Regions from separate parts of the Homo sapiens genome. Here region 2 is linked to region 1. Evidence: chromatin loops called from intact Hi-C (ENCODE). Cell type or tissue: ascending aorta. All regions are shown on one strand. Each heading gives the region's core, and the rest is flanking DNA. Links, peaks and the distances in the headings are about the cores only. Region 1 overlaps STEAP1B (STEAP family member 1B). Region 2 overlaps RAPGEF5 (Rap guanine nucleotide exchange factor 5).

Region 1 (12,284 bases), core at 2,064-4,563:
ATAATGTGCTCTCCTGTTGTTTTCCCTATTGCTTCTAATTAGGACAAGTGTTTCCTAGACATAAATAAAAAGCATTAAAATATCCTTTTTTTTTTTTTTTTTTTTTTTTTTTTGGAGATGAAGTCTCGCTCTGTTGCCCATGCTGGAGTATGGTGGCACGATCTCGGCTCACTGCAACCTGCGCCTCCTGGGTTCAGGCGATTCTCCTGCCTCAGCCTCCTGAGTAGCTGGGATTACAGGCACCCATCACCATGTCCAGCTAATTTTTGTATTTTTAGTAGAGACAGGGTTTCACCATGTTAGCCAGGATGGTCTCGATCTCCTGACTTGTGATCTGCCCGCCTCGGCCTCCCAAAGTGCTGGGATTACAGACGTGAGCCACCGCGCCCGGCCTACCTATGGCTTTTGAGGGCAAATGGTGTCATCTCCACCTGAATCACTGAATCAGAAAAGAGGGGATGCTGAACAGAAATACTACATATATCCTCTATTCTACTTCACACTTCAGCTGCTTTCTTGGTCTTCTAAACATCCTCATATTACTGTCTCTATCTTCCTTTTCAAACAGAACATAGCTGACAAATTAACTTCAGTAAAACTCAACTTGGATCATATGTTTTCTTTTCTCAAAATCTTCCCTAAATGGGTCCTCACACTTAAAAGGTAAGTCCTTAGTCCTTACCTGGCATTCACACTTTTCTATAATCTCAACCCAGATTCTTCTGGTCTAATCAACAATTTTATACCTCCCCAAAAAAGTCAATTTACTCACTTTCTTCCTAAAATGACTTTGACTCCATGGCCTTGTTCACATTGTTCACATTCTTTATTCACCAAGAATACCTTTTTTCTCTCTTCTTTCCTCTTCAAAGTCTACCCATTCTTCAAATGCAAGACAGAGTTTACTTCCATATAGATTTCTATAGTCATCCCAGCCTGAAGGAACTCCTTTCTCTCCCTTTCGCTCTCATGATATTTTTGTTGTATCATTCTTAAATAATGATGAACTGCTTTATTCTATTATGAATTCATATTTCAATAAGTAACACATATTATCTAGCCATCCATACTGCAAACTTCTTAAAGGCAAGGACAATGGCTTATATTTCTTTTCATCCTGTGAGAGACATAGCTTGCATTTAATAAACATTTATTATATATCTGGATAATTATAGATATGAATATAGATATTAGTGTCACTATACTATGGCACTCAGTTTTAAAAAGAAACCTTCAACACACTAGCTTCAACCAAAGTCCACACCAGACAAGAGCTGTTCAGTAATTAGAAAGATACTCCAATTCTAAAACGATGTGCACTTACTACTACATATCTGCAGAAAATGAGTTGCTACTTTTCAAAATGAACGGAATTGCTGAAGCAATAATCTAGATTATTTTAACCAACAGTTATATACTCCTACTTCAAGATAGCTATCTACAATGGTTAGATATATCACGTACTGCTATTTTGCTCTTAAAGGAGTTTGTTTGAACTGAAGCATAGTCAGCACAAATTACTTCTAGGAAACCATTTCTGAGAGAATTTGGCTCTTTACATCTTTGGCCAGAATTCCTTGACTTTTGGCTTCCAGTCTGTATTTTGCTTTCCTGGTAGAAATGTGTACTCCTAGTATCTTGCTGGCAAGGATGCCTCTGCCAAAAGGAAATACACACTACTTTCTTCATGAAAGAACGGGAACACTCTCAGGTAGACTATTGGCATGTAGTCTAAGTGAAATGAGCCCACCCATCATTACAACCTTACCAAATATGTAAGACGCTTCCAAGTATTGTGGATAAACACTCCTAGGTGTTGTGCATATACAAAATCATCCAGAAGTTACCCTAGAAAGGACGGTAATACAAAATAGTATGCATGTTCCAAGAGAATAATAATGTGTCATAAATAATTACAGAAGGTAGAGTTTTTTTGAGTTTGGAAAGCTCAGGAAAGGTTTCAAAAGGAAACGGATCTAACCAATGGATCATTTAGTAAACATGGACCATTTAGTAGAGTCCCACAAGAGACAGGACTAAAAATGACATATTCTAGGCCAATAGGATAGAAAAAGAGGGCTTACATAGAGGCATAATAAGTAAAATAAGGTAGGCAATTTGGAAATACACTAGAGAAAAGCTTTAAAATTCTGTATTTTATACTATAGACAATGGAGATTTTTGAGTTTTCAAGCACCAGGAAAATAGTGTTTTAATACCAAATTGAGATATAATTGTCAGTTTTTTAAAAAAAAGTTTTCTAAAAATAAAATAAAATCACTAAAATAATTTTGAAGAAAAAGATAAATCGAAAAAGATCTTTTGGATTGTTTTCAAAAAGATAGAAAACATTCTTTTGGAATAGAAATTACGCATAGCTTGGAATGGAATTAATAAAGCTCAAAGTCAGATCATGAATAGGAAGTATAGAATTCAAGCACTTCAGAGGCTGGACCATGAAAGGTAACATTATAACTAAAATAATTCAGCACTTTTATTCACATTTAGTGCTTTTTTCCTGATTATAAAATAACCCAGATATACGGATAGGAGGAATCAATATCATGAAAATGGCCATACTGCCCAAGGTAATTTATAGATTCAATGACATTCCCATCAAGCTACCAATGACTTTCTTCACAGAATTGGAAAAAACTGCTCTAAACTTCATATGGAACCAAAAAAGAGCCCGCATTGCCTTTTGAGGGCTGTGAGGGAGAGCCTGTTCCAGGTCTGTCTCCTGGCTTCTAGTGATTGCTGACAATCTTCAGCATTCCTAGATGCAATGCAGCCCCAGTCTCTGCCTTCACGGTCACATGCTGTTCACCTGTGTGCCTGTCCGTCTCTGTGTCCAAAATTCTCCTTTTTATAAGGAAACCAGTCCTGTGGGCTTGGGGCACACCCTGATGACTTCAGGTGAACTTGATCATCTGCAAAGACCCTATCTCCCAGTAAGGTCACAGTCACAGGTACTTGGGCTTATGACTTCAACATCTTTTTGGAGGACAGAATTCAACCCATAATGGTGCCCAATTATCAGACATATCAACTATGTTTCTTGAGGGTCTTATACCTTTTTCTATTGCTAAGGGGAGTCCATTTAATATAGTACTGTTTAAGTATGGTGCTTTGACCGTATTATGTTCTCTGAAAACTCATGGTCCATGAATGTTGTAACTACTAGTTACATTATTAGCTAGGACAGTGTCTTCCTTACTTGTACCAGGTAAATGAGGACTCCCAAAACAATCAATAGGAGGACAGACCCTAGGTCTTATGTTCTTTTGTGAAGTCACGTGCAGGCGATGCTGCCTCTATGGCGAGAACTCGGGTTTCTGGTTTCTCCCTGCCTGGTTTGAATCTATTCTGAACAGCAGGTGTCGCTGTTGCCTGCTCTGTGACTCTTCATTCCCAGTAAAAAGCCTTGGGTAGAAGAGAACTTATCCAAGGGTACTGCATCCGGTCTTTGCAACTCCTAGTCATTTTTATGGCTTCTTCAACAATTTGATCTACGTGGGGACTTGTCCGTGGCAAGATGTAAGACCTTCCTGGCTTATTTCTAAGAGCCTTCTCAGCCTCCACCTTCATGTGCACTGGCTCAAAGGCTAGAAAACTGAGGGCTGCATGACTGGGGTGTAAGGGACAAGGTCTGTGCGGTTCAGGTCTGCAATTGCATATGTCCCCTGACTGCTTCTGCCTGCTGGGTGCCAGTCAGCAGTGGTTTCCTCTCAAGGGGCTGTTGGAATTATCATCTGTAGTGATGTGGCTCCTGTGAAAACATGGCAGAACCTACCAAGAACTTTTGTTTCCATCTTCCCTTTTGTTAGGGCTGAGGTGTTTGTTTTAAATTCCCCACTGGGTCTGCATTTCAGAGTTGACTTTTTCACTTTGAAAGAAGGCCACAGTGCAACACAGCATGGGTGAGGATGAGGGTGGGGTCCACTTATTCAAGCCCTTCTGATTCCCACTGTCCCTGGGCACTCAGCCTCGAGGGTGACTAGGTAGGGCAAGGGCACTCGCCTTCTTCTGGCTCATAGACTGACAGATGGGAGGGAGGTATGTTGTTAAAGGTTGTGGCTCAGATGATAAAGCCCTTCCTCTTCTCCTTCCCCAAACACAGAATGCAGGGCTCCCGCAGGAAATCTGGGAAGGTATCCTCTGCCACACTGTGGGAAGGATAGGTGGGGCAGGGAAGAAGAGGAAACAGCATGTGCCCAGGCTAACAGGTCCTGGAGGCCATGTGGATGGGGCAGTTGCTCCTTGGGAGGGGGTGGAGTCAAGGGCCAGGAGAGAAGGGACTCGGAGGACTGGGACAATAGCCTGGCCACCTGTTTCAGATGTGGTTGGAGGTATGTGCAGCCACAGCAGTTTCTGGGGTGGCGTGTGGGGAGTAGTCACTTTTCAGATTCTCAACCTCACAAATGGGTTAGAATGCCAGTCACCCTTTATTATGGGGTGGATGGGGTTTTCTGGGGGCAGTCCTGATTTCAATTATTCAGAGATACAGATGCTAATATAATTTGCTCAGTTTTATATTTTACTTGTATTCTTTTCTCTTTTGGAAAGGCAATATAGTAAATCTATGTGTGGATTTTTTTTTTTCTTTTTTCTTTTTTTTTTTTTTTTTTGGGTGGAGTTTTGCTCTTGTTGCCTAGGCTGGAGTGCAATGGTGCGATCTTGGTTCATCGTAACCTCCGCCTCCCAGGTTCAAGTGATTTCCCCTGCCTCAGCCTCCAGAGTGCCTGGGATTACAGGCATGCATCACCATGCCTGGCTAATTTTATAATTTTAGTAGAGACAGGGTTTCTCCACGTTGGTCAGGCTGGTCTTGAACTCCCGACCTCAGGTGATGCACCCCCCCGCCCCCGCCATCCTCGGCGTCCTAAAATGCTGGGATTACAGGCATGAGCCAACGCGCCCGGCATGTGTTTTAATTTCTAGGCCTTTGCAAGACATTTTTTTTTCAAACAAATACTCATGTAACTGAAACCTTTTATCTAACTATCAAGTCTTGGTTTTTGTCATTAGGGTTAGACCTGTGATCATGGTGACATTTTAGAAAACTCTCCAGTGAATCAGATGTAAATTTCTGAGAGCAGAGATCATGTCCTCATCTTTATGTTTTTATTGTTTAGAAACAGGGTCTTGGTCTGTCACCCAGGCTGGAGTACAGTGGTGCGATCACAGCTCACTGCAGCCCCAAACTCCTGGGCTCAAGCGATCCTTCTGCCTTGGTCTCCTAAAGTGCTGGGATTTCAGGCATGAGCCACTGCACCTGGCTGTGTCCTCATTTTTATACCCACATGGCTGAGGAAGAAATAATGGTGACTCTGTAAATAAATGGTAGTTTCTTGTTACCAAGAAGGCTTTTCACCCTTTGTTTCCTTCCTTCCTCTATCTATGTGAAAAGACAAAGCAATACTTGTTAGGATGTCTCTTAACATTTATAGTGACAGCCTTCATCATACCCTGGCCTTTAGGGTGGGGAGTACAGCTTTACGGACACCTTCCTGGGGAAAGCACTGAGTGAGCTGAGAAGGCTGAGCCAGGAGTCCGAGAGTGTGGGATGTCATCATCCCCAGGGCAGCCTGAGTGAAGGCCCTGAAACAGGATCCACCAGGAAGGGCTAGTGGCCAGTGTGGCTAGAAAGGAAGGGAGGGAGCCCCTGAAGGACTTGCCTGAGAGGGAGTGAGGGCAGTTGACATGTGGTTTAGCAGGATGACCCCTTGGCAGGGTGAAAGGTGGGCAGGAAGGGATGTGGAGATTGCCTGAGGTAGAGGGACAGGCACAGGAGAAGATGAGAACTGGTCAGGACCAGAGGGGCTTTTCTGAAAACAAGTATCACTTCAGGAGGGAAGAATCAAGCTGTAGACTGCAGAAAAGTGAGTGGGTGAGGCCTGGAGAAGGGAGCATTTAGGAATCCCTCTGAGAGGGTTGGCATAGGAGGAAGTTTAAGGCGACAAAGCCAGGCTGGTTCAGAGGAGGTGCAAAGGAGGATGAAGTAGAAGCAAAGGCCTCAGGGCCTTGTTTGCAATAACTCTCTTAAACTGTATTCTGCCTCTGGCTTTGGTCCTTTCATGAAAGGCCAGGCAGGTTTATTTGGCCTTCCAGACACAGAACTATACTCCACAGTGCCAATGGGATGTCTGGTCCTTTCTAGTCAGTTTCCTTCAGCGGCTGTTAGAAATTAGTGTTCTGTGAACGCAAGCGACTTTCTCTCTAAACCACCTCTAAGGCAGTGCCTCTAAGCCATGACTGTACAATGAAATCACCTGGGGAGCTTCAAAAAGCAACGATGTGTGCCCTTGCCCCTGGGATTCTGCTGTAATTGGTCTGAGGTGCAGAATGGGCACTGGGATTTTTATAAGCTCTCCAGGTAATCTTAATGTGCAACCGAGTTTGAGAACCACTGAGTGTGGCAGGCTTACGTATGCCAGGCAGTATACTAATAGCTGTGTACGTGTATTATCTCATTCAGGCCTCTTAACCGGTGGTTCTTAAAGTGGAGTCCCCAAACCAGCAGCATCAGCATCCTCTGGAAACCTGTTAGAAATACAGTTCTTGGGTTCCTCTTGAATCAAACTCTGGGTTGGGCTCAGCAATCTATTTTAACAAGGGGAAGCCAGAGGCAGACTCATCTCCAGTTCAGAATCACTGACTTGAAGGAATTTCTCATGGTGGAATTTCACGCAAACTATGTAGAGAAATATACAGGCATACCTTGGACATATTGCTAGTTTGTTTCCAGGCTATTGGAATAAAGTGAGTTGCATGATTTTTTTGTTTCCCAGTGCATATAAAAGTTATATTTAGCTATTTGGGAGGCCAAGGTGAGAGAATCATTTGAAGTCAGGAGTTTGAGGCTGCAGTGAGCTATGATCATGCCACTGCACTCTAGCCTTAGCAACAGAGTGAGAACCTATCTCTAAAAAAATAAAAAAGTTGTTCATACTACACTATAGTCTATTAAGTGTACAATAACATCATGTCTAAAAAATGTACATATCTTAATTTAAAATACTTTATTGCTAAAAAAATGCTGATAATCATCTGAGCTTTCAGTGAGTCATCTTTTTGCTGGTGGAGGTCTTGCTTCAATGTTGATGGCTGCTGACTGATTAGGGTGGAGGTTGCTAAAGGCTAGGTGGCTGTGGCAATTTCTTAAAATAAGACAGTAATGAAGTTTGCCACATCAATGGGCTCTTCCTTTCAGGAAAGATTTCTCTGTGGCATGTGATGCTGTTTGATGGCATTTTACCCACAGTAGAATTTCTTTAAGAATTGGAATCAATCCTCTCAGATCCTGCTACTGCTTCATCAGCTAAGTTTATGTGATATTCTAAATCTTTTGTCATTGTAACAATCTTCACAGCGTCTTCTCCAGGAATAGATTTCATCTCAAGAAACCACTTTCTTTGATCATCTATGAAAAGCAACTCCTCACTTGTTCAAGTTTTATCATGAAATTGCAGCAACTCAGTCACAGCTTCAGGCTGTACTCAGAATTCCAGTTCTCTTGCTGCTATTTCTATACATCTGCATTGACTTTTTCCACTGAAGTCTTGAACCCCTCAAAGTCATCCATGAGGACTGGAATCAACTTCTTCTAAACTCCTATGAATGTTGATAATGTTGATTTCTTTCCACAAATCACAAATATTTTTAATGGCATCTAAAATGGTAAATCTTTCCAGAAGATTCTCAATTGACTTTGCCCAGATCCATTAAGAGGAATCATTACCTATGGCATCTCTGGCCTTATAAAATATACTTCAAAAAATAAGACTTGAAAGTTGAAATGACTCCTTGATTTATGGGCTGCAGAATGAATATGGTATTAGCAGGTGTGAAAAACAAAACAAAACAAAACATTCGTCTCCTTGCATCTCCATCTGAGCTCTTGGGTGACCAGGTGCATTGTCAATGAGGGTAATATTTTGAAAGACATCTTTATTATGAGCAGTAGGTCTCAACAGTGGGCTTAAAATGTGCAGTAAATCATGCTGTAAACAGATGTGTTGTCATCCAGGTTTTGTGCCATGTCTAGAGCACAGGCTGAGTAGATTTAGCATAATTCTGAAGGACCCCAGGATTTTCAGAATGATAAATGTGCATTCGCTTCCACTTACAGTCACCAGCTGCATTAACCCCTAACAAGAATCAGCCTGTCCTTTGTAGCTTTGGAGGCAGGCATGAACTTCTCCTAGATGGCATCTTCCAAGAGGGCTATTTTTGTCTACATTGAAATTCTGCTTAGTGTAGCCACCTGCTTCAATGATCCTAGCTAGATATTCTGAGTAACTCACTACAGCTTCTCCATCAGTACTTGCTGCTTCACCTTGCACTTCTACGTTATGGAGATGGCATTTTTTGTTAAACCTCATGAACCAACCTGGTAGCTGCCAGCTTTTCTGCAGCTTCCTCACCTCTCTCAGCTTTCACAGACCTGAAGAACTTTAGGGCCTTGCTCTGGATTAGGCTTTGGCTTAAGAGAATGTAGTGGCTAGTTTGATCTTCTAACAAACTTTGAGTGATCTTTGTTACTATTGTAACTGGGGACACCATGAATCACACCTGTATGAGACAGTGAACTTAATAAATGTTTGTTCTGACTGCTCCACCGACCAGCCATTTCGTGTCTCTCTGCCTCTCCCTATTCCAAGATCCAACACTGAAATTAGGCCAGTTAGTAACCCTAAATAGCCTCTCAGCCTTTAAGTGAAAGGCAGAGTTGTGGTATCCCAAAACAATTACGGTAGTAACATCAAAGATCACTGATGACAGATCACCATCACAGATACAATAATGATAATGAAAAATTTTGAAATATTGAATCACCAAAATGCGACAAGACATGAAGTGAGCACATGTTGTTGAGAAAATGACACTAATAGACTTGCTTGACAGAGGCTTGCCACAAACATCCAATTTGTTAAAAAAACAAAACCAAAAACAAAATGCAATACTTGTAGCAGAAAACGAGGAATGCCTGTGTTGGGGACAGAAAGGCCAGCTCAGTGCCCCTTGAGTCATGCCCATAGGCAACTTCCACGTTTCCTGTTTTTGTAATCTGAGTAAAAATGAACGTATGCCTGTACCCCTCATCCATATGTGGAATAACGATCTGTTAAACATAGCAAAACAAAACACTGGCGATTTTTTTTTTCTTTTCTAAGGTGACTTTTTCTCCCAGATGACAGAATGAGTAGGGTTAATTTTGTCCTGTATCCTCAGTGTGAGGTATAGAGTCGGTTGACATTTTTTCCTAGACAGTTTGTTCTGCTTGGAAGAAGGTGACGTGGGCCAAAACTTCTCTCCCTACCCCTTTTCCATCCTGGTGAAACAAAGACTGTCCTAGAAGCATGGAAAGAAAATGCCCCATCCAGCTCTCAGAAATACCCAGAGCAAACCAAAGTTGGTGGGATGATGTGCTGGCGGCACAGATCTGGCAGTCAATGGACAAGGTGCACCTCATTTTATTTTTGGAAGCCCTACTTACAAATCTATTCCCAGGGACCTGAGACAAGATCCAGGGATGTCTCCCCAGTTCAAAGCCACTCATAAACTGCTGTTGACTTATGAAAGGCCTGAGGATTGCTAGTAGGAGTGTGTGTAGGGTGGGGAGAGGTTGTGGATGACAGCATCCACAACTGTCAGAGCTGACCCCAGAGAGGCCCCACTCTGATTGAATATTGGCTGTCTGCAGCTTCCAGCTGCTCTCATTCTCTGGAGAATTGCCCTTGGCCAAATGGGATCCACTCACTTCCTTTGCCCATGAACAGCATCTGCCTCCCCCTATGTGCCTGGGGGGCAGATTGGCCAGTGACTGAATGGCACAGGAATACAGAACGCCAGGCTGCTGGCCCCATTGTGGGTCTACTATGGTGCACTGTACAATGCTGGGATCCTGGGCTCTGGCTGGGAGATCTCCTTAGCTCTCCTCTCTGCCTATCCTTCTTCCCAGGGCTACCAGACTTAGCAAACCAACATAACTAAATCCAGTTAAACTTCAGATAGCCAACAAAATTTTTTGTATAAATATGACCCATAAACAACTTAGGCCATACTTGTGCTAAGAATTATTCGTTGGTTATCTAAAACTTAAATTTAATAGGGCATCCTCTATTTTATCTGGCAAATCTATGTGTGCCCCTTCTCCTGAGAGCATACCCCCAGTAAATCATTGGAACACGAAGCCCAGTCTCAAGCTCTGCTTCTGGGAACCCTTTCAGAAAGTGGGAGGTGGTGGGCAGGAAAGGAAGACAGTTCGAGCCACTCAGTCCCCTTTGTTCAAAGCTACTTGGTGAGATGCCTGTACTCAGCTACCCTTGCAAGCAGGACTCTGGGAATCTGAGGACCAGACCCAGACATGGCTCTGCCTGGCCCCTGTGGGGAGCAGTCAGTTTCCAGAGAGAACACAGTGGCCACCCAGTCTCCCCAGAGCAGGATTCCGGCTTTCGTGGGTTTTACTTAATTAGGCATGAATCTTCATGGAAACACGTGCCAACAGACTTTGTTTTACTTACAGGATGCTTCCTCCCCACCCTCAAGGATTACAGGAAACCGCTGCTAATGTTACCTCATTGACTTTAGTCCTAAGAGCAATGATTTAGTTTCATTTCCTTGTCTTTCAACACAATCCTCTGGCTTTACGTGACTGTGTTCATCTGGGGAGCACCTGCAATGGCATAGCCCTCTAAGTGCACTGAAATGTAGACCTGTGATATGTCTGGCTTTATAAAGTAGACCGTTACGTGAGTCTTGTGTGTTTTACAAAATAATTCATCACAGGGCACTATTTTCTGCCATCAGATGGTGCTTTTCAAACTCTAATGTGCAAACCAACGCAGGGATCTTGTTAAAATACAGGTTCTGACTCTGTTGGACTACGGTGGGGCCTGATACTCTGCATTTCTGACAGCTCTCAGGTGATGCCAGGCATCAATACCATTCTCTTCTTGTAGAGGTAAAACCAGCCTCCAGGCTTCCCTTACAGAAGAGAAACTGGCTCTGGGGTCTGCTTTCTCTTCTGTAAGAAGAGGGCCAGCAAAAGGCCAGGGTCCTCAGGCACCCAGGGGTTAGCTAAAGGCACACAGGTAGTAATGGCAGAGCTCAGATTTGAATACAGGTAGTCTGGCTCCAGAGGTCTGTGCTCTTCACCATTAAATGTAAATGGGGAAGCTAAGGCTGGGTGGGCTGGACAGGTGTATATGTGAATTGACAGGACCTTGGGCCAAGGGACCCACAGAAACCCATAGCGGCGGTCACATCACCTGGATTCAAGGTCAGCCACTACTTGCACCAGCTTGAGGTATCACCTAAGTGGTTTACATTACTGTGAAACGAGGACATCCAGTGACCTCCCCTCACAGAGCCTTTGGATGTATCTGTGGCATTCTGCACATTGAGTGCTTAACACTGAGCCTGTTAGTGAACACCTAAGTGGTAACCATTATGAACATAACCTCAGAGACAATTGCCCTTGTACAAGCAAGGCATGCACTGTGAAAGACTCATTGTGGTCCCATGGACAGAGAGCTGGACCTGCGCCAGGCTTCTGTTTCTTGAGTATGGGGCTTAAGTGCTTCTGTTCTGGCCCTGCTGCTTCTAGAAGTCTGTGTAGGCATGCTGTAGCTGGCACCTAGTAAAGATCATGGTTTCTGACGGGAGATAGCATCATACCCTGAAGCCCAAACATAGCAGCAACAAACCCGCTGCACCTAAAGGCACATCAGCACTGGGAAAACGGAGGGAAACACCATAGCATGATTGGGATAATTGTTTGGTATAGACAGTGTGCCTGGAAAATTCAGCCTGGAGCCATTTTTCTCAATAGAGTGGATAGCTTAATGCTTTCATTACCTGCATCCTTATGGCAACTTTCCCTGTCTCTGAGCTTTTGCAGACTGAGTCTCCCTGGGGTGAGCTGTAAATTGCCATAAATTTAATCCATCTTGGCAGCCGGGCATTGTCAGTACCCACCTTGAGCGTGTGTCCTCACATTCTTGTCGCCTTTGTGGAATAACCACATCTTGATACAAGGCGCTGCCGCTCACAGACTGTGACTACAGTCTCAGAATAGTGTTGGTCCTCAGGAAGCAAATCACTTAAAGCTTTCAAAAGAAAGAAAAATGCTGTGTATGTGGGAAGACCTCACTTTTTACCTTTAGCCGAGAATGATATGTACAATTATGACCCTGTTTACGATTCTGTAGGATTTGGAACAGGATAAGGTTTGTTCTTGTTTTGTAAGTATAAAATAAGTTGTTGCTTACAACAACCAA
Region 2 (12,284 bases), core at 5,963-8,462, 230 kb after region 1:
TTTTTTCTTGCTATCATAGTAGAACATGCTCATTGAAAAAAACTTTTATAATACAGGAATGAATGAAGAAGAAATTTGAAAGTTATATATCATCTCACCAATCTAACCACTAATACTCATTTTATTTCCAAACATTTTTTAATTTTTAATTTTAATTTTAATTCTTTGTATTTTGGCTATTTCCAATTATTTTTTTCTTTTTTCTTTTTCTTTTTTTTTGTTTTTTGTTTTTTTGAGATGGAGTCTCGCTCTGTCGCCCAGAATGGAGTGCAGTGGCGCAATTTCGGCTCACTGCAACCTCTGCCTCCCAGGTTCAAACAATTCTCCTGCTTCAGCCTCCCTAGTAGCTGGGAATACAGGCATGTACCACCACACCCGGCTAATTTTTGTATTTTTAGTAGAGACAGTGTTTCGCCATGTTGGCCAGGTTGGTTTTGAACTCTTGACCTCAGGTGATCCACCCGTCTCTGTCTCCCAAACTGCTGGGATTATAGGCGTAAGCCACCACACCCAGCCACCAAATTTTTAAAATTAATATGCAGATATGATATATTATATATTAATATGCTGCTGATTTAATAAAAGGATCATCTTATATGTGCTCTTTTGAGATAACTTTAGATTTGCACACAATTGTAATAAATAATACAGACAGATCCAGAGTATCTTTTATGCAAATTACCCCAATGATAACATTTTGCAAAACTACAGTATGGTATCACAACCAGAACATTAACATTTTCATCAACACAGCGATCCCTCATGTTGCTCCTTTATAGCTACACTGACTTTCCACTACCTCTTTTCTCTTCTTAATTCCTGGCAATCACTAATCTGTTCTCTATTTCTGTCATTTCAAAAATATTATATAAATAGAATCAGACAGTATGTAACCTATTGAAATGGGCTCTTTTCACATGGCATGATTTTCTGAAGCTTCATTCAGGTTGTTGGATATATCAATAGCTTTTTCCTTGTTTTTGTTTGTTTGTTTGTTTTGAGACAGGGTCTCACTCTGTCACCCAGGCTGCAGTGCAGTGGCACGATACCGGCTCACTACAGCCTTGACCAAGGAAGTCTAAAGCAATCTTCCCACCTCAGTCTCCTGAGTGGCTGGGACTACAGATGCACACCAGTACACCTAGCTAATTTTGTTTATTTTTTGTAGAGACAAGGTCTCACTACGTTGCTCAGGCTGAGTGCTTTCTTTTTCATTGCTGAATAGTGTTCCGTGGCATGAATGTACCATAATACTTTTAACCATCCACCAATTGAAGGACATCTGGGTTGTTTCCAGTTCTTTGGCTATTTTGAATGAAGCTACTACAAACATTCCTATTTAGGGTTTTTTGTATATGTGAGCCTATCTTCATTTCTCTGGAATAAATACTCAGGAGTACAATTGCTGTGTTCTATGTTTATGTTTAGTTTTTTGAGAAACAGCTAAACTATCTTTCACAGTAGCTGTGCCATTTTTACATTCTCACTAGCCATGTGTAAGTGCTCCAAAGTCTCTCAGATTCCCTGCGTCCTTGCCAGCATTTGGTATCATTATTATTATTATTTTTAATTTTAGCCATTCTGATAGGCGTATAGTGATACCTTTTCGTCATTTTTATTTGCGTTTCCCTGATGGCTAATGATGTTGATCTTCTCAAGTGCTTATTTGCCATCTGGATGTTGTTTTTGGTGAATTGTTTGTTGATGCCTTTTGCCCATTTTTTAATTGAATTGCTTTTTTTTTGTTTTTTATAGTTGAGTTTTGAGAGTTCTTTATGTATTCTAGGTAGTAGTCCTTTGTTGATAAGGACTGGTTGGCAAATATTTTCTTCTAGTCTGTAGCTTGTCTTTTTCATCCTCTCAACGAGTCTTTCACAGATCAAAGGGTTTTAATTTTGATAAAGTCCAATTTATTAATTTTTAATGAGTCTTTTAATGCTTTGGGGTTAAATCAAAGAACTATTTACCTAGCTCTAGAGTCCAATTATTTTCTATGCCTTTTCTTCCCCTGAAAGTTTTAGTTTTATGTTTTACATTTAAGTCCATGATCACTTTTGAGTTAGTTTTGATATAAGGTATGAGACTTAGGTCAAGTTTCTCTTTTTTTTTTTGGCCTATGAATGTTCAGTCACCTCAGCACCATTTGTTGGAAAGACCATCTTTCCTTTTGCACCTTTGTCAAAAGTCATGTGGGCGTATTTGTATGGGAGTATTTCTGAGTTCTTTGTTCTGTTCCATTGAACAGATTCCATTGGTATCCATCAATACTACAATATTGATTACTGTAGCTATATGTAAAATCCATTTTTATAGGATTAATATTATCGTTATTATTTTTGAGACAGGGTCTCACTCTGTTGCCTAGGCCGGAGTGCAGTGGCGCAGTCACAGCTCACAGCTCACTGCTCACTGCAGCTTTGACCTCCCAGGCTCAAGCAGTCTTCCTACTTCAGCTTCCTGAGTAGCTGGGGCTACATGCAGGCATGTGCCACCACACCTACCTAATTTTTTTTATTTTTTTATTTTTGGTAGAGAGGGGTTTTGCTTTGTTGTTCAGGCTGGTCTTAAACTCCTGAGCTCAAGGTACGTGGTGATCCTCTCACCTTGGCTTCCTGCACCCAGCCTAAATTTTATATCAGTAATATAGTTTTACATCATTTTTATTAATTGTATATACTAGCAGTTTAATTCTCGGTTGTACATTTAGGTTTTTAGTTTTTTTTCCATTGTAAATAATAATAGAAGAACCTGAATGTATATTTTTGTATATATCTCTTTGTGCCCTTTTCCAATTATTTCCTCATAATAAATTACTAAATGTGGAATAGCTAGCTGTGGACAGCGTTAAGGTTTTGTTTTTCACGTTTAGGACTTTAAGTCCTCTGGAATTAATTTTATGTATATGGTGTGATGTGGAAATCAAAATGTTTTCCTTATGTTAAGCCAGTTACCCTATTAGCATTCATTGAATTCTTTGCTCACTGATCTATAATGCTTACTCCATTATATATGAAGTTTATATATATGCTGTGCTTGGATTTATTTCTGGTCTCTGTGTTCCACTGATCTATTTACCTTTCCTTGTGCCTACACTATCCTGTTTTAATTACCAATGCTTTATAATAAGACTTCAGGGGAGAGTGGGGCATTGGGTGGGTAAGGCAAGTCTCTTCTTACTTTTCTTGTTCTCTTCAAAGTTTTAATTTGTCAAGTTCCATGAAAGTCTCTATAGGGATTTTTTAAATGTGTATTTACCTTATAGATTATTATATAAATCAGATATTTTTGAGATAATGTGTTTCTATCAATGAATATAGGGTATCTTTCCCTGTACAAGTCGACATTTTTGTTTGATGTATTTTTAGGTACCTTGTAGTTTTGATTACTGTTGTAAATGAACTATTTTTTGTAATATCTTTTTTTTTTTTTTTACTGGTCCTAATTTCTGCATTGTGTGATGGTTCCTCAGTCTTTTTCTTTAATGAAATTTCTCTTTTTTTTTGATAGACTTTATTTTTTAGAGCAGTTTTAGGTTCATAGCAAAATTGAATACAAAGTGCAGAGAGTTGCTTTATACCTCCTGCCCCACACATGTACAGTCTCTCCACTATCAGCATCCCACTCTGGTTTGGAATGTTACGTTTTTTACAATAACGGAACCTCCATTGACATGTGGTTATCACCCAAAGTCCATAGTTTAGGGCTCACTCTTGATGTTGTACATTCTATGGGTTTGGAGAAATGTATAATGACATGTATCCACCATTATAGTGTCATACAGAGTAGTTTTACTGCCCTAAAAAATCCTGTGTGCTCCACTTATTCAACTCTATGTTCCTCTAACCCACTACAACCATTAATTTTTTTTTTTTTTGAGACGGAGTTTTTGCTCTTGTTGCCCAGACTGAAGTGAGTGCAGTGGCACGATCTCCACTCACTGCAACCTCTGCCTTCCGATTTCAAACGATTCTCCTGCCTCAGCCTCCCAAGTAGCTGGGATTACAGGCACCTGCCACCACACCCGGGTAATTTTTGTATTTTCAGTAGACGGGGTTTCACCATGTTGGGCTGGGCGTGGTGGCTCACGCCTGTAATCCTAGCGCTTTGGGAGGCCAAGGTGGGTGGATCACGAGGTCAGGAGTTCGAGACAACCATTAATCTTTTTACTCTCTCCGTAGTTGTTGTCTTTTCCATAATGTCATATGGTTGGAATCGTACAATACGTAGCCTTTTCAGACTGGCTTCTTTCACTTAGTAATATGCATTCAGAATCTTTTCACGGTTTCAGAGCTCCTTGGTTTTTAGTGCTGCATAATATTCCACTGTCTGGATGAACCAGTTTATCCATTTACTTACTGAAAGACATCTTGGTTGTTTTCAAGTTTTGGCAATTATGAATAAAGCTTTGGATATGCAGATTTTTGTGTGAATGTAAATTTTCATCTCTTTTGGGTAAGTACCAAGGAGTTTGATTGCTAGATCATGTGTTAAGAGTATGTTAAATTTTATTAGAAACTACCAAGTTGTCTTCCAAAGTGGCTATACTATTTTGCATTCTTACCAGCATAATTGAGAGGTCCTCTTGCTCCACATCCTCACCAGCATTTGATGTAGTCAGTGTTCTAGATTTTGGCCATTCTAGTAGGCCCTTTTAATAGATGTGTAGTGATATCTCTTTGTTTTCATTCACAATTCCCTAATGACATATGATGTTGAGCATCTTTTCATGTGCTTATTGTATGTCTTCTTCGTTGAGGTATGTGTTCAGGTCTTTTGCTCATTTTTTAATTGGTATGTTTTCTTATTGTTGAGTTTGAGTTCTTTGTATATTTTGGATAACAGTTCTTTATCAGATATGTCTTTTGTAAAATATTTTCTCTCCATAGCTTGCCTTTTTATTTTCTTAAGTGTCTTTGCAAAACAGAAATGTTTTTATTTTAATGAAGTCTAGCTTATCAATTTTTTCTCGCATGAGTCATGCCTTCGGTTTTATATTTACAAAGTCATCACCAAATCTAAGGTCATCTAGATTTTCTCCTATGTTATAGTCTAGGAGTTTTATAATTTCACATTTTACATGTAGGTCTGGGGCCCATTTTGAGTTCATTTTCAAGGGTGTAATGTCTGTGTCTAGGTTCTATTTTTATTTTATTTTATCTTTTGCATGTGGATATCCAGTTGTTTCTGAACCACTTGTTGAAAAGACAGTCTTTTCCCTATTATATTGCCTTTGCTCCTTGTCAAAGATCAATTGACTATATTTGGGTCTATTTATGGGCTCTCTATTCTGTTCCATTGATCTATTTGTCTATTCTTTTTTTTTTTTTTTTTTTTTTTTTGAGACGGAGTTTCGCTCTTGTTGCCCAGGCTGGAGTGCAATGGCGCGATCTTGGCTCACCACAACCTCTGCCTCCCCGGTTCAAGTGATTCTCCTGCCTCAGCCTCCTGAGTAGCTGGGATTGCAGGCATGCAGGTGCCACCATGCCCAGCTAATTTTGTATTTTTAGTAGAGACAGGGTTTCTCCATGTTGGTCAGGCTGGTCTCGAACTCCCAACCTCAGGTGATTTGCCTGCCTCGGCCTCCCAAAGTGCTGGGATTACAGGCGTGAGCCACCGTACCTGGCCTGTTTGTCTATTCTTTCAACAATACCACACTGTCTTGATTGCTGTACCTTTACGTTAAGTATTGAAATTGGGTAGTGTCTGCCTTCCAACTTTGTTCTTCGCTTTCAATCTTGTGTTGACTATTCTCAGTTTTTTCTCTCTCCATAAAAACTTCAGAATCAGTTTATCTGTATCTACATCTATTATCTCTTCTAGTTGGCTCTTTTTTTGTTGTATGAGAATTTTCGATTTTGTGTCCCTTAAAATTGTTGAACTCCAATGAGTTCTAATAGCTTCCTTAAAAATTATCTTGGATTTTCCACATGGACAAATTCATCATCTGTCAATGATGACTGTTTTGTCTATGTTTACCAATGCATATAATTCCTTTTTTCCCATATTATAATATTTCATTAGAGCCTTGCAGTATAAGTTTGAATAATATCAATGATAGTTGTCATTCTTATTTTGCCCCTGACTTTAATTAAATATAATGTTTTCTGATTAGAAGAGCAATATAAATGAAGAAGATTGTATTAGGAAAAAACAAAGACATTTCTTTCTTACAACCCCTCCCCACCCTGAACTACAATACATTTGGGAAACAATCTAGGGGTAAAAATAACCAACAAGATATATATTACTGTATTCAAAGAATTCAAATATGGAAATATTAGAGATACCTGACTGATTCACTGTGCATTCTCAATGCTTGAGTTGGCATTGAGTGTGGATGTGAAGGAACAATGGCAAGGTACAAAAGAGCCTAAGTCATAGGTATTGTATTCATTTGTTCCTTTATCAAACCCTAGCTGGGCACAAACTATAAGCTGAATGCAGTGTAAGACACAGGATACAATAGTGAGCAAGGACAAGTATGGCCCCTGCTGTTTTAAAATCATAGCATATGTTTCATAAATAGAATGCATTAATGAGTCAGTGACTGTCAGAGAAAGGTAAACTTCTTATTGTGATTTTAGGAGGTGATCAAACGCAGAACCATTAAGCATGGCCTTAATTAAGTAGAGTTCCAGCTGCAGAATGGTGTTTTCTATGTATGCTTCTTATTTTTAAAACTATTGAATACTTTTTAAAGGAGAAGAAAAATAAGCTAATATACATCAAATAAAAAAGTATTTAAAATGATAGCTGGCACATCTGGAGCTTGACAGAAGGAATTGATTACCCTACTATCTTATGTCTTGTAGTAAAACTGTTAATTAGGGCACAGGTGGTCCTGCCGGATTTCTGTCTAACTGCAAGAGGTTATTAAAATGAGCATTAATGTAAAAAATTTTTAGTTTCAGCCCACTGTACAAACAGAAATAAAAGTAACTGCCAATCAGTGTAGGTTTTATGAATAATTAAAGGCTGTAAGCTTAGTAAAAAATCTATTTGTTGTAATTTTCTAAAAGGCCATTAGGATGTGCCTTTGAACAGTTTTCTACCCTAAGAGCGAACCTTAGTGGATGTGAATAGCATTTTAAGGCTTCATAAGATTTGCAGAAATTTGCACAGATATCCTTGCACTTCTTTCTCGTTGTTGGATTGCTTATTCTCCTGCTAATGTTGGCTCATTAGTGTCTTGGGAGATGTGTTACTTCCCTTTTCCAGGGAATCCAAAGCACTTTTAGCTCTCATTATCTTTAGATCATATGAAATTTGTGCCATGGTGGGCTTCTATTTCTGGAAAGCCAGAAATCTCATAGTGGTAAATCTCCTTGGCAGTGTTTAAATTTCACTCTCTGTCCTTAGCCCATAGCTAGTTAAGTGTTTTAAAACTAAAGTATCTGGGATTTTAAAGTTTGAAAAGGAAAGAAGGACCTCCAGGCTCTGTTTTATTTTTGTCATTACGTGTCTTTGCGACCTCGGCTTTGTGATTTCAATTTGTATCTTGCAGGGGCTGGCGTAAAATTTGGTAACCTCAGTGATTCCTTCCAGCTCTAATATTTAAAAATCCTGTTCTAACAATGTTTTCACTTTTTACATTCATTCACCTCAGTCACAACCTTGGGACTATTTTATTCAGGATTATTTTAGGTGCATGTGACAGAAAAACTAACTGAAAACCAAAAAGGGAATTTTTTGCCTCAAGGACTCTGTAGAGTTTAACAGTCTCAGCGAGGGATTGTCCTGATAGCCCCAAAAGAAGCTTTGCTAAGCGATCTTGTTGGAAGGATGAAGTGCCCACCTCTGGAGCAGCAGGAGAATGGCAGGGGGAAGTAGACAGGTCAAGTCAACCCCACACAAGCAAAATACATGGCTCTACAAAGAACACCAGCAGAGGGGAGAATGGCTGCTGGGCAGGCAAGAGTAATGTGATCACCCCAGAAGGAATTGTTTGCACTGTCTCAATCACAAGATTTAGAGAGGAGGTGCCACCCTGAGACTCACACAGGCTAGAAAGTCTGCAGGCAGAATGCAGACTCAGGTTTTCCAACACCTGGTCTCTGGCATTTCCAGCCACACTCCCACTCTTGATTAGTAATTTTCAAGATAATGAGAGTAAATATGTAACTTGTGAAAAGGCATTCTTATTCTGCTTTTGTTCCTGGAAATTGAAAGGAATGAATTGAAAACTCATAAACTCTTCAAGTTGTGGGTAATAACATTTTTTCTCTCTTTCTAGGATAAACCAGCCAGGAATTCAGGTTAAAGTGTTCTTCATGTACCAAAATATTTTACTAAGATATTACAATATATATGATATATCAAAGTGTATAAAATGGTTTAGCCTATTGTGTTTTTGGTTTTGGTTTTGGTTTTGTTTTGAGACAGTCTCATTCTGTCACCCAGGCTGGGGTGCAGTGGTGTGATCATGGCTCACTGCAATCTACCTCCCAGAGTCAGGTGATCCTCCCACCTCAGCCTCCCAAGTCACTGGGACTACAGTCATGTGCCACCATGCCCAGATAATTTTTAATTTTTTTTTTGGTAGAAATAGGGTCTTGCTATGTTGCCCAGGCTGGTCTCAAGCTCCTGGGCTCAAGCAGTCCTCCCGCCTTGACCTCTCAAAGTGCTGGGATTACAGATGTGAGCCATGGTGCCCAGCTAGCTTATTGTGTTTAGCTTTTAAAAACATTATTATTTTTAAGAGGCTAGAACGGATAAGAGAGAAGCCAATGTTTTACGTTAAATTGTTTTTTCTAAGATCATATAGGATACATCTTTGATTCCTATGTTCAAAGAATGTATCCTATATGACCTTATAATCCTGTATTCAAGCTTAAATAGGCATTTGGGGTGGGCATATGGTTTCAACAACCTGCTAACTCTTATTTGCCATGACAGTGAACTCCAGGTAAAACATTCAAGTAGGAAACCCCAGGATCTGGTAATCAAGGTGGACCTGTTAGACTCGGGGTCCCCAATCTCTGGTCGATGGTTTGGTGCCTGTCCGTGGCATATTGGGAACTGGGCTGCACAGTAGGAGGTGAGTGGCAGCAAGCAAGCATTACCCGCTGAGTTCCACCACCTGTCAGATCAGTGGCAGCATTCGATTTTCACAGGTGCGCGACCCCTGTTGTGAACTGCACATGCAAGGGATCTAGGTTGCGTGCTCCTTATGATAATCTAGTGCCTGATGATCTGAGGTGGAACAATTTTATCCCAAAACCATCCCATCTCCCCCTTCCTCTCCAAGTCCATGGAAAAATTGTCTTCCGTGAAACTGGTCCCTGGTGCCAGAAAGGTTGAGGACTGCTCTATGAGACAATCTGAGGGGTTTGATTTTTTTTTTTTTTTTTTTTTTGAGACGGAGTTTTGCTCTTGTCACCCAGGCTGGAGTGCAATGGCGCGATCTCAGCTCACTGCAACCTCTGCCTCCTGAGTTCAAGCGATTCTCCTGCCTCAGCCTCCCAAGTAACTGGGATTACAGGCATGTGTCACCACACCTGGCTAATTTTTTTTTTTCAGTAGAGACGGGGTTTCTCCACCTTGGTCAGGCTGGTCTCAAACATCCCACCTCAGGTGATCCGCCCGCCTCGTCCTCCCAAAGCGCTGGGATTACAGGTGTAAGCCACCATGCCCGGCCTTTTTTTTTTTTCTTTTGATTACCCTTTGTCTAAAGTCCCAGCTTTCCAGATCTACTGTGAGTAACAATCACATCACCAGTAACACGATTTTGGAAAACTTAGAGGTTTTAAGCCCCCTTTTCAAGTATATGTATGTAATATTGGGAGCAGTCACATGTTAGCAGGACTCACCATGCGAGGCATTTGTGAGGTTTGAAACTGGACACCAGTGAAAAGGCATATTCTACTTTGGAGCAGAATATTCCAAAGACAAGATATTCATATTGCTTTGTCACAAGAAATGAAATTGATGATAGAATATTTTTAACAGTATAAATAAGGCTTTCCCTTTTTCATGTGTAGAAGAAAAAAATAACCTTTATACCTGTGGAATAGCTTCTGCTTTTATGGTCTTATAAATTTTTACTTTTTATTTTTAGTTGACAGGTTCTTCTTTTAACGTAGCACCATATTAGACTTTACCTTGATCCTTTGGTAAATACATAGCTAATATTTAGGAGAATGCATGACAAATGGGATTTTAGAATGGATGTTAGTAATAAAATTAGGGTCAGCAAAGACAGGCTGACTTGCTTAATATAATTATTGTCATCTCAGATTTCCTTTACCTTTCTGATAATATGTGTTTAATTTTTTTGGAAGAAATTTAAGTTATCTTAAAAAGCTATAGAGATATTATTTTGAATGCTCTCCTTTTGATCTTCTTTCCATCTAATTGCTGAGTGTTCTAATAAAGAGTGTTTACGCTAAAAAATGCTACGTTATAAGAGGAGTCTGTTGGCTGTATTTAAGTAATTAAAAGTTTATGCTTATTTTTTGGTGGTATTTTCAACCACGTACATTTCCCAAGACTTTCACAGCCTCTCAAAGGATGGACCAGGATCCTCTCAGAATTGATTTTTCCAGATGGTTTGTTTCTGTCCTTTTCTTTTCTTTTGCCACATCCTCGATACTGTGTCCAGCAGCGCCCATCACTCTCATTTCTGGTCAGCACAGGCCAACACCGATTGTCTGATAACCCCGCTGAATGTGTTGTTTAGCATTTGTCAGCCAAGAGGAAAGAAGTGTCATGTGTTTTCCCCTAAAATAATCAACACAACATTCTTGTCTTCCTAATTGATTGATGATTCCTAGGATGTTTTCCCCAAAAGAGAGAGCTTTGCCTAACACCATGCTGATTGTTGAAGTTTGTAAAATCTGTCTCCTTCTCCAGTGCTATAATAACTCATTGTTCTAACATTTCCAGAGATCGTTCTTCTGTCCCTGCTTGCTGACAAATTTTGTATATTCACGTCCTGTCTCCACCAGTGCATGTTCTTGTTGAGCAGTGATCAATTCAATGTTTGATGGGTTGTATCTTTCTTTTTTTTTTAAGTGAGATAAAACCATCATAAGAATCTTAAAACAGTAATTCTTAATGCATTGTAAAGTTAAAGCATATTTGAAAATGTAAAATTCTTACAATCAAGAAAGTAATAGCACTGGTAAAGCCCAGGAATAATTGAAAATGCATTCAGCAGATGCTTTGTAAATTTTTTCTAACTCTCCCACTGGGATACAAAGAAAATTGCCTTTAAAAAAAGTCCCATGACACTATCTTTTGTAATTAGAGCTATTAAGTCGAAATGATAAATAACCATTCAATGGCATACTATAAAAGAAAATAGCCCTTTTCACAGATTTCTCCTGATGAGCAGGAGATCTGAGAGTAGTGAGTATAAGAAGTTAGATTCCTTTAACCCTGAGAATTGTTTAGAATTAAGAAAATCAGAAAGCAAGGCAAGATGATTTTCTTTTTAATCCTTCAATATGGTCATGCCCATTAAGATAGTAAATGAAACAGATTTGCCAAGGAGGTGAATAATTATAACTACAGCAGCGCATACTCCAGAATCCAAGGTTTTTGAGGTCTTGGTTTTCAAAAATACTTGGGGCACTTCAGTCAAGCTGTGTAACACTTAGTAGACAAAGCTAATTGAATTGCTGTAAGTGGAAGCTTGTTCCTATTGTAGGGAATTTGATCCTGGGAAGAACTGAACACTGATGGTGCCAGTAAGGTGACGTTGCCCAGAGCAGGTTACTGTCTGGTCTTGTGTGGTCCAGGACAATGATTTTAAGCTCTTCAGAGTCCTACTTCTTCTTGCACATGTTTTATACACATTGCTAAGCCTGGAGAAACAGTTTCCTGAGACATTGAGCAGAGAGGTGGGTGTAAGGCGGGGGAGAGGCATTAAAGAGAGAATCAAGTTTTCTAGTTGAGAGCTAAGAAGCAGCTTCCAGCATTGCAGCTCCTGGGAACATGTTTTTTGTGAGGAAACTAGATGAGCATAATGAGTGTACCCTGTGCATAAATCCAATATTAGTTCTGTACCCAAGGTCAAATGAAAGTTAATGACCATTTACACACCAGAGATCTGAAACCCACATTTTATTTCCTTCTCATAATGACAAAAGGGGAGAGCAATTTATATTTAAATTAATTTAAATTTCAAAGCATAAACACAGAGGTCTCCCTGGCACCTCCACTTTTTTTTTTTTTTTTTTTTTTTTGTCAATGAAACTTCCTGGCAGGGCTCAACTTTCATGAAAATGAAATCCCATCCTATATCATTTTCCCAATGTGGACAGGTTTTTATTTTTTGTGGA

What was found. A loop is a pair of places that touch in the nucleus more often than their neighbours do. Peaks named below come from ENCODE experiments on the same cell type or tissue, not always from the same donor. Only the 100,000 strongest peaks of a DNase experiment are listed, where the experiment ranks them.
Region 2: a loop joins it to region 1, with 3 times the contacts of the local background. A loop is called at or near these places in 6 of 110 quality-filtered maps.

Annotation. Positions count from the first base shown.
Region 1 is chr7:22,480,149-22,492,432 of GRCh38, reverse strand. The region is part of intron 4 of STEAP1B (STEAP family member 1B); the gene reads left to right. Among named protein-coding and RNA genes, the nearest start is that of STEAP1B, 14 kb to the left of the region's middle. In ascending aorta, for the core only: a CTCF peak has its summit at 3,366 (motif pointing right); a DNase peak (open chromatin) is centred at 3,382.
Region 2 is chr7:22,251,680-22,263,963 of GRCh38, reverse strand. The region is part of intron 7 of RAPGEF5 (Rap guanine nucleotide exchange factor 5); the gene reads left to right. Among named protein-coding and RNA genes, the nearest start is that of RAPGEF5, 99 kb to the left of the region's middle. In ascending aorta, for the core only: a CTCF peak has its summit at 7,005; no DNase peak of the experiment used is centred there; H3K4me3 peaks cover 431 bases.